Regions from separate parts of the Homo sapiens genome. Here all the other regions are linked to region 2. A link is a loop called in an ENCODE intact Hi-C map of the cell type or tissue named here. Cell type or tissue: heart right ventricle. All regions are shown on one strand.

The links. Hi-C counts contacts between places; a loop is a spot of excess contacts. Peaks named below come from ENCODE experiments on the same cell type or tissue, not always from the same donor. Only the 100,000 strongest peaks of a DNase experiment are listed, where the experiment ranks them.
Region 1: a loop joins it to region 2, with 18 times the contacts of the local background. A loop is called at or near these places in 97 of 110 quality-filtered maps.
Region 3: a loop joins it to region 2, with 10 times the contacts of the local background. A loop is called at or near these places in 90 of 110 quality-filtered maps.

The regions. Positions count from the first base shown.
Region 1 is chr5:170,224,463-170,226,962 of GRCh38, reverse strand. No RefSeq gene overlaps it. Among named protein-coding and RNA genes, the nearest start is that of C5orf58, 7.3 kb to the left of the region's middle. In heart right ventricle, CTCF peaks have their summits at 735 and 937 (motif pointing left); a DNase peak (open chromatin) is centred at 902.
Region 2 is chr5:170,419,828-170,422,327 of GRCh38, reverse strand. KCNIP1-OT1 (KCNIP1 overlapping transcript 1) reads right to left here. Exons shown (of 3, transcript NR_109899.1): 2 at 1,713-1,942; 3 at 1-357. It also overlaps a transcript of KCNIP1 not described here. Among named protein-coding and RNA genes, the nearest start is that of KCNIP1-OT1, 32 kb to the right of the region's middle. In heart right ventricle, a CTCF peak has its summit at 1,309 (motif pointing right); a DNase peak (open chromatin) is centred at 1,307; H3K27ac peaks cover 442 bases.
Region 3 is chr5:170,266,850-170,269,349 of GRCh38, reverse strand. It overlaps LCP2 (lymphocyte cytosolic protein 2), which reads left to right. Exons shown (of 21, transcript NM_005565.5): 8 at 868-965; 9 at 2,275-2,341; 10 at 2,459-2,500. Among named protein-coding and RNA genes, the nearest start is that of LCP2, 30 kb to the left of the region's middle. In heart right ventricle, a CTCF peak has its summit at 1,303 (motif pointing left); a DNase peak (open chromatin) is centred at 1,299; H3K27ac peaks cover 855 bases.

The DNA of each region.
Region 1 (2,500 bases), 200 kb after region 2:
TGCTTTCTGATTCTGTGGCACAGACCAGAGATCCAATAGAGCAGTGGCAAGCCGATTCAGTACTGTTCCAGAAGGCCATTGCAGGCCTGGAAGCTTCCACACAGCCTCATGTGGGAGGGATTACCCAACCCCGGTTTCTGATAAAAGAACTATCTCAGCTGTGGATCATCATTTGAATAAAAATCAAATGACTTAGGATCTGTCCAAAATGAAGAATGTTTTAATACTTTGTGTGTAAAAACACTGATATTTTGCTTCTTTTTTATTAAACAGATTTTATTATTTTTCAGAATCTTGTCAGCATAATCATTTTATGGGTGGATGAAATATTCAGCCCTGCTGCTGCAGGAGTTCTTTCACAGCAATTACCTTGTGGCACTTTTGCTGTAATTAGGTTTTCGCCTAGGATTTTTCCCTGGGTCTGGGTAATAAATGAAATATGACCAGAATTTAAATTTGTCAATTACAAGCAAGTGTAGTGCGTAAACACACAACAGAGCCATGAATTCCAAACCACAGGCTGTTGCTGGGGGCCAGATGCTCGGAAAATTAAAATGGAAATAAAACTACTGACTGGAAAACGAAAAGTGGCCCCCAAAGAAAGCAAATCTCCCCTAACACTCATGCGTGATTCTACCCAACTGTGCGAGCTCTTGACTACAAATTCTTAAGCGTGAAACTGGCAACTCAAGAAACAAGCAGGGATTTGCATTAAAACCGTCTACGCAGGGCTCTGATCTCCTGCCTTATGAACTCCTGTTTCTTGAGGCCAGATCAAACAGTTTTTGGACATAGTGGGCCAGGGTTCCATGATGGTGATGTTCTCTCCAAGCTGCTCAAGGACTGCCAGAGATTTGGGCACAGGATCGGCTATCTTTCAGCAGCTGCTGTTTTCGCTGACCTGACTTCAGTAATTGCTCCTATGGGGCCCTCTGCTGGCCATCTTTTGCAGAAAGGGAAATCTTAGGGATCTGCACTGTTGGAGACTTTGACAAATAATGTTTCATTAAAACAACCACCAAACAAAAACACACTTTTTTTTAACTTTCATATATAAGAAGCCCTAGACAAGGGAAAAGGAAGTCACAATTTTATAAACTTCCCAAGTGCCATGCATTTAATATTCATACAACAAACCTTTCTTGAGCATCTGTTGTGTATCAGACACCATGCTAAGTTTGAGGCATGTAGGGGTGAGCCATGGAGCTCATGGTCTGGTGAAGGAGACAGACTGGAATCCACACATCACACAAATGCATATTAAGTGAGGATTCAATTAGAAGCTATCAAGGAAGGAAGGATGTCCCAGTGGGGACGGTGACACGGCTGGGGCAGCTTTCAGGGAGGGCTTCCCTGGAAAGGGAACATTTGGGCTGAGATGAGAAGGAGAAACGAGCATGATAGGCAGAGGGAACAGCATATTTCAGGCCCTCATGTCAGGAGGCATCCTGGCAGATGGGAGAGCTTGAAAGAATGTCAGCAAGGCGGGGATGCAGGGAGTGAGGGGGAACCCAGGGTGAGATGAGGCTGGAGAGGGAGCAGGGGCCAACCATGCTATGCAGAGGGTTACATTCTCTCTCCTGATGCCTGTAGGAAGCCACTGAAGGGTGTTAAGCAGGTGACGAATGGGAGGTAGTGGGTGGTATGCTCATAATTGGAGTTTAAAAAGGTGATCCTGGCTTCACAATGGAGAACAGATTGGACAGGAGGAAAGAATAGATATGAGAAGTCCAGTTGGGAGTGTATTGCAGTCATCCATGGGGAAGATGATGGGGCCTTGTTTAACATGTTGGCAGAAGAGATGGAAATGACATTACAGAAATGTTTAGAAGTAGAATCAGCACAGACTCCGTGATAGGTGACACCTGGTGATGGAAGAATGGGATGCTAAGCATGGCCTATATGATCTCATTTAATTGTGAGAGCCTTGGAAACAATTCATATTCCCATTGTATGCCTGAGGAAATTGAGACTCAGAAAGACTCAGGGTTGGACTCCAGATTACTCAGCTGGGAAATGGCTGGGCCTTATGCCTTATAAACCAAAAAGTATCTGAGACAGATCTCAATCAGTTCAGAGGTTTATTTTGCCAAGGTTGAGAACACAATGGGGAAAAAGAGACACAAGCCACAGTCGGATCTGTGGCCCTATTTCTTCCAAAGAGAATTTTGAGGGCTTTGATATTTAAAGGGGAAAATGGGTAGGATGAGAAAGGGGAAAGAGAAAATAAAGGGAGGATATGGTCACATTCCACACGTTGTAGTGAAAAGGAGGGGGTAGAGGAAATAGTCAATTATATGTTTGTCTCATGCTCAGTAAATCTGCACTTTACATAAGATAAAGTAAACATGGAGTAGAGGAAGCAGTCAATCAAATGCACATTTGTCTTGGGATGGGGAGTGGGGACAATTTCTAGTCTCCTCTTGTCCCATACCCATGAAGATAAGCTGTTGATTTACATTGTCAGGGTGAGGAAGGCCTTCTGTGGAGACATGCAACC
Region 2 (2,500 bases):
ACCTGAGAAGCAGTGTGACAGAGACATAGTCACGCAGCTGTGGGTGGCAGAGTTGAGACCAGAACCAAGTTCCTTTCTCATTGCCCTCAAATGCTTGGTTTTACATCCAGTTTACATTCTGCCCGGTGCATGTACATCCTTGATGCTGTTTTCTTGCTGTTTGTCTATGATGGTTTTGCATGTCTCTCCTGGGAAGACTGTATTCTCCTTCAAGGCACAAGTCACATCTGTGTTTATATAAATTCTAACACTATTCTGAGGACAGCATGGTGCTGAAAACACTCTCAATGCCAAGTTATTGAATGTCCCAGTGGATTCTTCTCCCTGCCAAGTCATCTCAGCTCCAAACACTGCTTCCTGGAGAGATGCAGACACATCATTTTATTCACACAAAGTTGTGTTTAAAACTCCCCTTCAAATGTGGGAGTGATTCAGAAGTCCAGAATAACATTGACCCTAATCAAGTGTTCTTAATTAATTATTCACATTGGAAAAATACGTCTTGGTTCACTGAAACTCTGGAATAACCACACCTACCCAATTTGAGTGAGGAAGACACAACTTGGCAGATGCTATGGTCTCAATGTTTCTATCCTCTCCCAAATTCATATATTGAAATCTAATCATGAAGATGATGGTGTTGGGAGGTGGGGACTTTGGGAAATGATTAGTTCATGAGGCTGGAACCATGGCAAATAGGTCTAGTGCCCTTAGAAAAGAGGCTGCAGAGAGCTGCCTTGTCCCTACCCCTCGGTGAAGACACAGCAAGAAGACGCCATCAGTGAACCAGAAAGCAGGCTCCCACCAGACACCAACTCTTAATCATGGATTTCCCAGCCTTCAGAAATGTGAGAAATACATTTCTATGGTATATAAGGCCAGCTTATGATATTTTGTTATAGCAGCCATAATGGGCCAAGACAGAAGAAAGGTTTTTACTGTGAATTAAAAGAGAGACCACATGATTTCTGGGGAGAAGCCCTTCACACAACCACATGGCGAAACTGGGTGTGAAAGAAACTCCTGCTTTTTAAAGAGCTGCTTTAAATATGCCTTCTGAAAAAGAGTTACCATTTTCTGCTAAATCCTTTTGCAACCAGGAAACAAGAGTGCACCACGGCCAAGGTTTGCCGACATCATAAGTGACTTGAGTTTGCTCCATGGCTGTACATCTTCTCTGGGGACATCCTCAGCAACAACACCCCCTCCAACCCCAAGCTCTTTCCGGGGAGCTGATCCTGAGGCCCACTGTGCTATTGTCCCTGATGCTGATACTTTCCTTCGAGGTGGTTTTTCAAGCAAGGAACATCTGTCCACCAGATGGCAGTGTACCAACAACCCAATCAAATGGCTCCTGCTCAGATCAGGGCTAGACCTCGCTGTCCGGCTGGCAGACCCCAGCCATACGTGGCTATTGAGTCCTTAGAGTGTGAGTAATCTGAATTGAGATATGCTGTAAGGTTAAAATACCCACTGACTTCGAAGACTGAATACAAAGAAGTGGGGTTGGGGGGGAGAAGAAGAAGACGCAGTATTTCATGAATGACTATTTCCTATTGATTACATTTTGAATACTATTTTGAATATACAGTTGACCCTGAACGATGTGGGAGTTAGGAGTGCCAACCACCATGCCGTCAAAATCCTGTGTATAACCTTTGATTCCCCAGAAACTTAACTCCTAATAGCCTGCTGTTGACTGGAAGACTTACCCATAACATAGACAGTTGATTAACACATATTTTATATGTTACATGCATTATACGCTGTATTCTTTTTATTTTTTTTTTTTTTGAGTTGGAGTTTCGCTCTTGTTGCCCAGGCTGGAGTGCAATGGTGCGATTTTGGCTCACTGCAAACTCGGCCTCCCAGGTTCAAGTGATTCTCCTGCCTCAGCTTCCTGAGTAGCTGGGAATATGCTGTATTCTTACAGTAAATGAGGCTAGAGAAAAGAAAATGTTATTACGAGAAATCATAAAGAAGAGAACATATATTTGCTATTTATTAAGTGAAAGTGGATCATCAAAAAGATCATCATCCTCTTTGTTTTCATGTAGAGTGGGCTGAGGAGGAGGCGGAAGAGGAGGGGCTGGCCCTGCTGTCTCAGGGGTGGCAGAGACTGAACAAAAGCCATGTGTAAGCGGACCCACACAGTTCAAACCTGTGTTGTTCAAGCCTCAACTGTATTGGGTTAAATAAAATATCATATTAAAATGGATTTTACCTGGTTCCTTTTTCTTTTCAATGTGGCTATGAAAAAATGTAATGTTACATATGTGGTCTCATTGTGTTTCCGTTGGCCAGAGAAGAGAAACAGTGGGCGGGGAAGGGTCGCACTGGGAAGCTGGGTAGAGCCAGCGGTCACAGTCCCATGCAAAGTGAAAAGAGCATGGCCTTTGGTAAATGACCACCTGGGCTTGAACTGCAGCTCTGTCATTTATTTTGGACTTGTGACTTAATCACTTTAAGTGTTGGTTTCCCCAGCTGTCAGGGGGCATAA
Region 3 (2,500 bases), 150 kb after region 2:
GCACAAAGCGTAAGGAGGCCCTACCCACTCACCCCTCTTGCTTGATGGTCTTGTCCTGGCCTTTCCCTGTCAAAGGGGTAGGAAATTGCCAGCCTGTCAACCTGGCCTAGGGACACTTCCGTGGAGATGTGGATAATGTGAGTTTCTGCCCAGATAATGTGAGTTTCTGCTCGAGGCAAATCTAGCTTCCACTTAAGAGTCTGTGGTCTGGTAACAGAAGTTGGTGATCAGCTCCTCCCTTTATGGGAAGAGATGAGCAAAATGAGGAAGTGTCAGGGAGGAGATAGCCCAGGACACTGGAGAGGGGAAGGAAGGGCAGACAGAACAAGATCCCTATGGCAGTGAGAGCTGACTTCACCCTGCACAGGCAGCTGGGTGTGCCTGTGAGATTTTTGGCATGTGTGTGTGTCTGTGTGCACTCGTGTCTCTGTGTATGCAGGTGTGTGCATATATATGCATGTGTGTGCATGCATGTGTGCACATGTGTATATCTGTGTGTCTGCATACAGAGGTATGCGTATGTTTACTTCTTACAAAATTGTCTGAAAATCCTCCCTTCCAGTTCTGGCTGAGCTGGTTACAAAGAGGCCTTTCTTGATTGGCAAAATCTCTGATAAATACCTATTCCTGTGAAATGCAAAGAAAGCTGAGCCTGTGTATAAGGAGAGTGACACAAACTAGGACAGAAAAAATGGGCAGGGAGGGGTGGGTGAGATCCAGGCTGGGTCTCCCCGTGGCTGGGGCTCATGTGGGCCTGGGGGTCAAGGATCATGCACCCCCGGTGCCCCGAGCTGCATATCTGTTCCTGGAGACCCCTGAGCTTGGCCGATACTCCCCTTTCACTTTAATAACCTTGTGTTTCCACAGACCGGCCCCCCTCTGGGAAAACCCCCCAGCAGCCTCCTGTGCCCCCCCAGAGACCGATGGCCGCCCTCCCGCCCCCACCAGCCGGCCGGAATCACTCGGTAGGCCTCCTCCCGTTCTTTTACAGTACTTGGTGTCCACTGCAGTTATTTCCTCCGCCAGAGAGAAAAATAAAACTATAAACATCTTTATCTCATTCTAATTTTGTAAGAAAAGATTATAATCTTTTCCCTCGGCTGGGGAAAGGCAAACCCAAGCATTCACACGTGTTTCTTTTTTGGGGTAAAATACTGGTGGTTTTTATTTACTTCCCACTATTTGAGAGAAGTGAAAACTGTAAAATAAACCCAAAGAGAACCGAATTAAGTCCGTGGCACCTACTGGTGTTGCCTGGGTACCGAGCCTTCCTCTCTCCTGCAAAAAGACTTGCGCCACCTTCTGGCCGACACCTGAAATTCCAAGGACAGGAGCCTTCAGACCGGAGGAGACAGAGGTAGCAAACCCCGTTTTCTCCTTCTTCGAGCATACAGCCCGGTCCTTGTGAATCTGATAAGTTCCCAGAGTGACCCTGAGAAGCTCAGACTAAGGACTTGATAGTTAGGAATGTGTTCCCTTCACAAGTTTATCTACAGATGTATATTGCTTTTGAGATTTGAAGACCTTCTTTTGAGATGCAGGATTCACTTATTTAATCAGCAAATATTGTCTGAGCAGCTACTATGTGCCAAGCAGAGTTCTAGGCGTTGGGGATAAAGTGTGAACAAGATAAATAAGGTCCCTGCTTTCATAAAACTCAACTAGGGCTAGTTATCAGACGGTAGACAGATGTCTGAAAGAGATCATTTGAGTAGTTATGTGTGGTTCGGGGGACGGAAGACCAGGTAACATGACGGTATGGGGGGGGGAGGTGACAAGGACCTGGGACAGAATGAGCCAGTTGTGGGAAGAGCCGGGAGAAGAACGTTCTAGGCAGAAGGAAACAAGTGTAGGGATGCCAAAGAGGGCATAACCTTGAGATTTTCCAGGAACTGCAAGAAGATTCTATGGTAGGGACCCCATGAGTACTGAGAAGGGATCACAGGAAAGAGTTGAGAGGGCAGACATGGGCCAGCTCAGGCAGGGCCTCGCAGGACATTAACGAGTTTCAATTTTGTTTCTAATGTGATAGGAGGCTTAGCAGGAAAGTGACATGCTCACTCTGCTGCCTGCAGAAAAGAGCTTGCGTGGCAGAGTCTAGAACAGGGAGCTCAGATAGGAGGCTACTGCGGTAGTTCAGTGAAGAAATGGACATGGATGTTTGTAGGCAGAACATGAAGATGAGGAAAAGTGAGCAGATCCAGACAGGTTTTGGGAGTGCCGGCTCTTGCTGATGTATTGGAAGTGCTTCCTAACGTTTGGATCTTTATGCAGCCACTGCCCCCACCCCAGACCAACCACGAAGAACCCAGCAGAAGCAGAAACCACAAAACGGCAAAGCGTGAGTACAAGGGCTGCTCTCTCTTGCCCTGTTCCCACCAGGCACTCCCCTAGCCCCGCCCAACCCCCAGCCGACTGCTTTCTTCTTTTAATTGATGTCAGCCTTTTCCCCTTCCAGTCCCTGCTCCTTCAATAGACAGAAGCACGAAACCTCCCCTAG